Linked DNA regions of Mus musculus: region 2 is linked to region 1. The links are chromatin contacts, found by Hi-C or POLR2A ChIA-PET in ENCODE. All regions are on one chromosome and are shown on one strand. Each heading gives the region's core, a stretch centred on a gene start or an enhancer-like site at or near the end of the contact. The rest is flanking DNA. Distances are from core to core; before and after follow the strand shown.

The links. Hi-C counts contacts between places; a loop is a spot of excess contacts on that map. ChIA-PET counts read pairs that join two places held with the same protein, here RNA polymerase II (POLR2A).
Region 2: a map of heart shows a loop between it and region 1 (2.6-fold over the local background). The contact joins the promoter of Adprhl1 here to the enhancer-like site in region 1. A Hi-C loop is called at or near these places in 6 of 37 maps with a recorded cell type or tissue (gastrocnemius, heart and v-Abl transformed pro-B cells). POLR2A ChIA-PET finds 5 or more read pairs at or near these places in 1 of 5 experiments (embryonic stem cell).

What each region holds. Positions count from the first base shown.
Region 1 is chr8:13,206,542-13,210,616 of GRCm38, forward strand. No RefSeq gene overlaps it. Among named protein-coding and RNA genes, the nearest start is that of 2810030D12Rik, 7.8 kb to the left of the region's middle. Within about 2 kb of position 2,260, at least 1 of the 3 ENCODE cell types and tissues checked has a DNase peak (open chromatin) inside an H3K27ac peak, as active enhancers do; it is heart, where a contact is called at or near this core.
Region 2 is chr8:13,252,696-13,256,770 of GRCm38, forward strand. It overlaps Adprhl1 (ADP-ribosylhydrolase like 1), which reads right to left and starts at 1,467. Exons shown (of 7, transcript NM_172750.4): 1 at 1,123-1,467. The coding sequence starts at 1,333. Dcun1d2 (DCN1, defective in cullin neddylation 1, domain containing 2 (S. cerevisiae)) reads right to left here. Exons shown (of 7, transcript NM_001024504.2): 7 at 3,268-4,075.

The DNA.
Region 1 (4,075 bases), core at 1,010-3,509:
AAGCTGGGGACTGGCTCCAAATGCAGCTTGTAAAACAGAGTGTGTGTTAGTCATATAAAATAATGGGTTTCCTTCTGACATCACCGTGCACGTGCTTTATAACCTACTGGCCCAGAGCTGACCCCCATCCTTGTAGGCAGAGCCTACTCCCATCAGCCTCTTGTGGCCTGATTATCTCTGTGGGGAGGTTAGCAAGTAGGAGACAAGCATCTGTCCCTTTTAAGGACACCACACTGTTTTTTACCATATTCTTCCCTGGGTGGAATTGCCTTGACAGCATTCTGAAGGCCCTTGAGAGAGATTAGAGATGAAAGTCTCTGAAGCTGCTAATCCCATGATTTGGGAGGCAGAGGCAGGGGAATTACTAGTTTGAGAGGAGTATGAGTAAGATTTTGTCTGGGGATTGGGAGAAGAGGAGTGGAAGGGGGAAGGAGGAGGAAGAAGGAAGGAGAGAGAAGAGGGGGAGGGGAGGGGAGAGGGGGAGGGGAAGGAGGCAGGGGTGGGGAGAGGAGTAGGAAAAGAAAAAGCTAGGCAGACAACCTATTGACAATTCCCTGGGGGACAGAAGACCTCTCTGGTTCAGAGTTTGGGTCACTGTGGTTCTCCACCTCTGGACAGCATGACCAGACAGAACACAGCCCTGTCATGGAAAGCCAAAGGAAAAGCACATTTCCCTAGCAGTCCTGTGGAAGGACTGTCATCCAGATATTCCCACCACACACCCTGCCTCTCCTCCCATGGCTTCAGGATAACGAGATGATATTGTTTCTTTTTTCTTTTTGACTTCTACATTTCATGTAAATGTATGCCTATCTCAATTAGGTTTTGACAGTTCTTGGGGAATATGCACGAAATTTCCCAGAAAGGAGTTGCTTTTTCAAGTTGAACCTTCTGCGAGGAGACTGATCAACCAATGTGGAGAGGTTGGAATGTTGCAAGTTCAGAGCCAACTTATCTCAGGCCATCTTTAATCTCTCCTGACAGTCCTCGAAGCTATGTGACAGAGGTGGAGCACCTGGAATGCATAGAGAACCAGGTTCCCTTTGGAAAATATTCACTCGCTTCCACCAGCCCAAACCCGAAGGTACCATCAGTACGTGAGGCCTACAACAGGGTTCTCTGTTTTCCTGTAGCCAGCCTCTCTGATGCTCCCAACAATGTATTTGAAAAGCACCTTGATTCATTTTTATTTATTTATGACTTTATTCCATTACTAGAGAAACTTCGTAAAACTGCTTCCACACTGTTAACCCAGAATTTAGGGGAAACTAACTCTCTCTGGGTTCCATGGTCACGGCCATGGTCACTCACATTTATCTCCAAAATAAACGTCTCTTATCTTCTCTGAGAGAGGGAGAGAGAGAGAGAAAGTGTTATGGTTTTGATTTGATAGGAGTTTGAGGCCAGCCTGGGTTTGAGACATGAGGTCCTGTCTCAAAATAAAGAGAAATAATAAAAATTAAAACAGAGCCAGCAAGTAGGCTCAGGAGGTTAAAAAACCAAATGTTCACATAACCTCATGGCCTGAGCCCCATCCCCAGAGCCCGTGTAAATAAGCCAGATACAATGGCTGACATCTGTAACCCCAGCAGCTCTATGTCAAGACGAAAGATGGAGACAGAAGCTCTTGGGCCAGCTTACCTGGAGCACACTACATGCCAGAAACAAGAAGGGAAACCCTGCCCCAAAACCAGTGGAAGAAGAGAATCGACTCTTGAAAGTGGTCCTCTGACCTTCACACACACAGTGTGGCACTCATACACCCACACTCACACGAGCACACACATGTGCACACACAGTGATAATAAAATGTTAAAATAGACCAGTATAGCTAGTCATGGCGGCTCATGACTAGATCACGTATAGATCAGGTATAGCTAGTCATGCCTGGACTAGGGATGCTGAGGCAGAAGGATTATGAATTTGAGGCCAGCCTGGGCTATATAGGAGTTCATGGCCAACCTGGGCCACCTAGTGAGACTATATCTTGAAGAAGAGGAGGGGCTGGCTCAGTGGTTAAGAGCACCAACTGCTCTTTCAGAGGTCCTGAGTTCAATTCCCAGCAACCACATGGTGGCTCACAACCATCTATAATGGGATCTGATGCCTTCTTCTGGTTCTGGTGTGTTTGAAAATAGCTACAGTATACTCATGTACATAAAATAAATAATTCAGAGAGAGAGAGAGAGAGAGAGAATTGAAGGAGCAGGGTACAGGCTTTGACTGCCACCTTCTGGGTGTGAGCAGCCAGCCTTGGCAGTGTCTGTTTAGACACAGGAACAGTGGGACCATCTAGGGACAACAGTGCCTCTGGCTTTCTTGCCCTGCTGCAGAACAGTGACTAAGCACATTTGGAGACTGTGGTCCCTGTAAGGAAATGCTACTTCTGAGATACCTAAATATGAAAACTAATAGGTTGCAGTATTTATCAGCCTTGGAAATGAGACACTGAGAAAGGCTTGGTCCAGCTTCCAGGGTTGGGTCTATGTCTTGGTGGGTTTAACGGAATCCTGGGTGGTGTCAGGCCTCCGGAAAATGCAGAATTGTCAGCCTCACCCTGTTCCTTGAAGAAGTCACCTGCTCCTCCCCACAGGGAACATCTGTGCCAAGAGGCTCCTCCCCCATGGAGAATGCGACTCTCCCTGCCTCTCCCCTGTCAGCTGGCCAGAGCAGCCTGGAGAGCATCCGTCAGCTTGCCAGCTGCACGCCTGCCCTTCTTTCTCAATCTAGCTTAAGTTTAATTTAATATTTTTGATTTGCATAGAAAGTAACAGGTGCCCTCGTGACATTTTTCAAACATGCTTGCTTTTGGTTGACCAACCTCTCCCCCTGCTCCTGCCCATCTCCCTGATTTGGGTTTATTTCTTTGTTTTACATTCATTTGTGTTATTATTTATTGTGTGCCTGTGTGCACATATACATGCACAGGTGCACATGCATGTTCTTGCACACACACATGTGGAAGTCAGAGGGCAGCTCCCTGGAGACAGTTCTCTTATCCAACAATCTCTTCCACAGTGTGGGGTTCAGGTATTGAACTCAGATAGTCAGACTACATAGCCCTGGCTGGTTTCACACTTCTGGTGATTCTCCGGCTTCAGACTCTTGGATGCTGGGATTACAAGCATGCACCTATAGCAAGCCATGCCCTCCCTGTGCATTAGCATCTGGTACATAATCTTGGGGACTGGTGTGTCGTAAACACACACGTCAAGCACAGCGGGCAGCTTGGCCATTTGTCAAGTAGCAGCCTGGTGTCTTTGTGGCGTAGACTGGAGGTGGCACTGGGAAGCCAGGGACTAACCCTGAATGAAGCTGACTTAATTAGGGTTCTTGTTCTTGATGTAAGGTCAAAGCAAGAAGCTCAGATGCCCATAAAGGGTGGCCTGCACTCCAGTGGGGACTAACCTCACAAGTTCTGAGCACTGGGACTCTGGCCTGTTTATTTTTAGAAGCTGTTGACATTTATCAACAGCCAGTTCCACCCCTGCCACTCCTTAAGCCAAAGCCTTACTTACAGCTGTCTGAAAGCATAGGCAAAAGACAGTGTTGGCTCCCAGCCTCTCCCACCCCTACTGAATCCTGTCCACCAATGTCAGGGCTGCACTGTGTTTTGTTTGTTTGTTTGTTTTTATTTTTATTAATTTTTAAATATTATTTTTTTCCATTTTTTATTAGGTATTTAGCTCATTTACATTTCCAATGCTATACCAAAAGTCCCCCATACCCACCCACCCCCACTCCCCTACCCACCCACTCCCTCTTTTTGGCCCTGGCGTTCCCCTGTAGTGGGGCATATAAAGTTTGCGTGTCCAATGGGCCTCTCTTTCCAGTGATGGCCGACTAGGCCATCTTTTGATACATATGCAGCTAGAGTTAAGAGCTCCGGGGTACTGGTTATTTAAATATTATTTATTTATTTATTATTATTTATATGCGTACACTATAGCTGACTTTAGATACACCCCAGAGCTTGAGCTATGAGCCACTCCACATGGGTGCTGGGATTCCACCTCCAGCCCGGTTGACTGAGCAGTCCTTTAGCGGCTGATCCATCTTCCCAGCCCATACCCTC
Region 2 (4,075 bases), core at 217-2,716, 45 kb after region 1:
GCTCTGAGCTGTACTATCGACCATAAAAGCAGATAAGTATGCCCCCAAAATATGAGAGGAAATAAAGATTTGGAATTCATAATACTTTCGAAGCATCTCGATCCCCGTAGTGTGGTGAAAGCACCTCAGCAGTGTGCTTTCTTCTGCCTCGTTATTCAGGGGCAAGTTGATGATATTCCTATACAATGACCACAGAATCCATAAATACCTGCGTTTCATCATGAGGTACACTCAGAAAGATGCTTCACCATTTTCAACAAGCTGTGACACCATATCTTATCAATGTGTGTCTGCTCTATTTAGAGACACGGCATTGGTGGCATTCCTATACAGTGACCACAGAACTAAGCTGGGCGTGCTCACGACAGACGGACAGAGCAGGGAATGCGTATGTGGGGTCTGTTGGCTCAACTGCTGGCCTCAGGCCTCAGTTTTGCAACGATGGCATGCCAGACCTGCAGGGTATTACCATCACACTGTGTCGAGAAAAGACACACGGCGCTTGTATATGGGCGCGTCTCTGAAATCCAGGTAACATTTTGTTGATTTTAGCTCCTTAGGAAACAAGCTTTGTTCTTCCATGTCCAAAACTCTTCCTTAGACAATTTACTCATAAATTACGCCCAAACTGGATCGCTCGGACAGACAGCTCAACCTTAATTATTTGGATCGGAGATGCCACCCCCAAACAATGTTATCTCAGTGGGCCCACATTTCAAGCTCTTCTTTATAGACTTAGAATAAGATGCTCAGCCTCTGCAGTGCACCTATGTCTGTCTGTGCTTTGTCTCCCCCACCCCTGCCCCGCCCTGCAGAGCAGCTCCTAGAGGGTTGCTCACCTAACACAGAGACAAGCGAACACTGTTCAGAACCAGGAGCTTAATTATCTGCCAAGGGCTGCTGTCCCCTAAAGACACTCAGGAGAAACATGACCTGCCCGCTGCCTCTCAGGCTCCAGGTCTTGGGGGAATATTAAATCCCTGCCTTCAGCAACAGTGTCAGGTAACACAGGGCTCTAAGACACCACCTTCAGGGTTCTTGGTACTGGTTTGCTATCAACCCAGGTGGCCTGTCTTTCTACCCCAGCACACTTGGAGCCACGAATACGCCAGTCAGTCCTACCTGTGGTCAGGGCTTCAGCAGTCGCCATGTGCATGATGGTGTTGTCGCTCACTGGCCACCTCCCAGGTGAGAGCACAAGGCTGTCCAGCCCCCCTGTCTTTTGCAGCTCCTCCTGGATTGAGCCTAAAACGCTGTTCTCCCTGCAGATGTTTCCATAGCCGAGGGCATCTCCAACACTCCCCAACAGCATTGCAGCCTTGAACTTCTCCATCTTGGAAGGTGACCCCTCTTACCCTGCGGTTGCCTTTGTCCTCTCCTGGCCACCCTTAGCCAGCCCCGCTGACATTTATACTGGTCATTGTATCACCATCCAGCACTCTCCAAATGACCAGGCGTTCCTTCCCTGCCTTGGCAGGTGGCACCAATGAGATAAAGGCTCAGAGCTCACCACGTGGGAGCTGTTTGGGACACGCTGGCTCTCCAGCAAAGGAGTCTGCTGGCACCAGTGTACACCCAGCCAGCTCAGCCCAGCTCAGAGCCCGTGAGCTGTGCTACTCTGTCAGCACCTTGGTGAGTTGTGCCCCCTGCTGGCAGAGCGACATACCACAATGAGAACATACTGCTCCATCCCGGTTCCTTGACCATCTGCTCTGCCCTACCTTCAGACAGACACACTCCTTTTGCCCCTTCTTGTCTGCCCTCTTTCACTCAGCATAAAACTGAGGCCCACCCATTGTAGTTTTATGCTTTTAGAAAACTTTTCTGGCTGGGCAGTGGTGATACACGCCTCTAGTTTCAGCATTCAGCATTCAGGAGGCAGGGGCAGGTGGATCCCTGAGTTTGAGGCCAACCAGGTCTACAGAGTGAGTTCCAGGACAGCCAGGGCTACACAGAGGAACCCTGCCTCAAAAACAAAACAAAAAAAACAAAACAAAAAAAAAACCAACAACAAAAAACAAACAAAACCCATCCCTTATTATAAAATTGAGGGCTGTGGGCTGCAGTAGACCCGACAGAGCAATGTTACCTAATGTATACAAGGCCCTTGGTCTGATCCTCAGTTCCATTAAAACCATGACATGAGAGAAAACCTTACAAGAACGAGAACTCCCAGCTCCTGTGAAAAAGTGTTCTCTCACAACTTAGTGTCCAGTAAGGGGCTCCAGTGCTAACCTTTAGTGATGCGTGTCTATACAAACAAACTTCACTTGTTGTAAACATCACTGCCTGCTCATGGAATTATTAAATAATGAGGATGGATAGGTGCACTTTATAAAGCCAGGCTTCTTGGTTTGAAATGACCTAGGTCAACCACCTCCCTATACCCTGTCTCAAGCACAAACCTTGCAGCCTCAGACATTGCTGGCCCTCTTGTGACGTAAATCTGTCACCCAGAATTGGCAGTGCATCACTTGGACTTAGAATACAATTGGAAAGAACTTTAGTGTGTAACAAGACGCCCTTCCTGCTGGCCCAACTCTCAGTCTGAAGCAGTCCCACAAATCCAGAAGGTACATAGCTCCCATCCAGACAGACAAACAGCAGAAGCCAGCAGGAGCCAGCTCCCACTTACGGTGTACCAACTTATGGACAAGTGTGACCTGGCTCAAGGAGTGAGGTCCAAGGACTCTTGGGAGAGGCTTTGTTGTGGATGTTTGGAAACCACTTCTACACTATTCGGTCAAAATCACACACAAGATAAGGCTGCCTCACTAGTCTGTCTACCTGACATTCACAGAGCCCCTTCTGTTACAGGATGCTAGGCACAGCAAAAGAAGCTGGGAAGTTGACTTCTGCGCCCACAGAGCATCAAGTATGAACTGCACTGAACATTTAAACTACCACAACTCAGCACCTACGTCACTTAGACAAGGAGTATGCTGTCTCCTCTGGGAAGTGGAACAGATTACATGCATCTCCTAAACCTGTGGTGTTGGGTAAATATGTTCTAGATATAATCTTAGCTGTAGTAGCATATTCTGATAGACGGCCCCCACATTCCAGCATATTGGGCAGAGAAAGCGACCTGGAGGGATGGAGCTGTCTGTCTGTCTCCAACATGCTACTTACCTGGTGAGGATGCAATGTGGCAAGGGCTTGCTTGCTGTCACTACAGAGGCTCTTTCTGTTGCTCCAAGACAAAGCCCAGGACCTTGATGTGCACAGGTAGGTATTTGTGCAACCAAGAATAAAGGACATCACAACACCAGGGAAAATATTTTATTTACTATGTCTGAAGTTTTCAGCATTTCTGTAACATGCACAATTCAAGTGTAAATAAGAGAACAGAAAGCACAATTGTTTAAAAAGCCTTTATCAATTACTGGTATGTCACAGCCTATTGACAATCCCATAGAACTTAACTTATTTATGCTTGTTTGCCTATTTGTTTTACTGTGTGAGTACATGTGTGTGGGGAGTACATGCATTTCATGGCACATGTGTGGAGGTCAGAGGACAACTGGAGAAGTCACTTCTCCCCTCCACCACGTGGCTCGCAGGGACTGAACTCAGGCTGGGCAGCACATGCCTTCACCTGCTCAATCATATCACTGCTCCTTTCCCTGAAGAATGTTAAATCTTAGAAATAAGAATGTATTGCAGACCTTCAAGATTTAGTTCTTTGTATCTATAAACTTCTCTGAACAGAAGTTAACTACAAGTCAGGAACCCACAAAGCCTGGAAGGAAGTTGTTTTCCAGGTTTTCACTAAGTCAGTTTGGTTACGTACGCTCTCAAAGATGTCCCGGTTGTCCCTTGACAGACCTGCGCTGACAGGCCACTAGTGATGTCATCTCACGCACCGAGGGGCTGGCTTTGTGGAGACTGGTTTCCAGTTCTGACCCTCCACCTCCTGTGAGATTCCCGTTCATTAGCAATGTCCACCTCGTAGGGCACGCATGCCTCAGAGCTGCTTCCTACCCCAGGAGCAGGCCCCAGTACCAGGAGCTGCCCTACAGCACATATGGGGCATGCTTTCTGTGTTTAGGCATTGACGAGTCCCCTGTCCTGA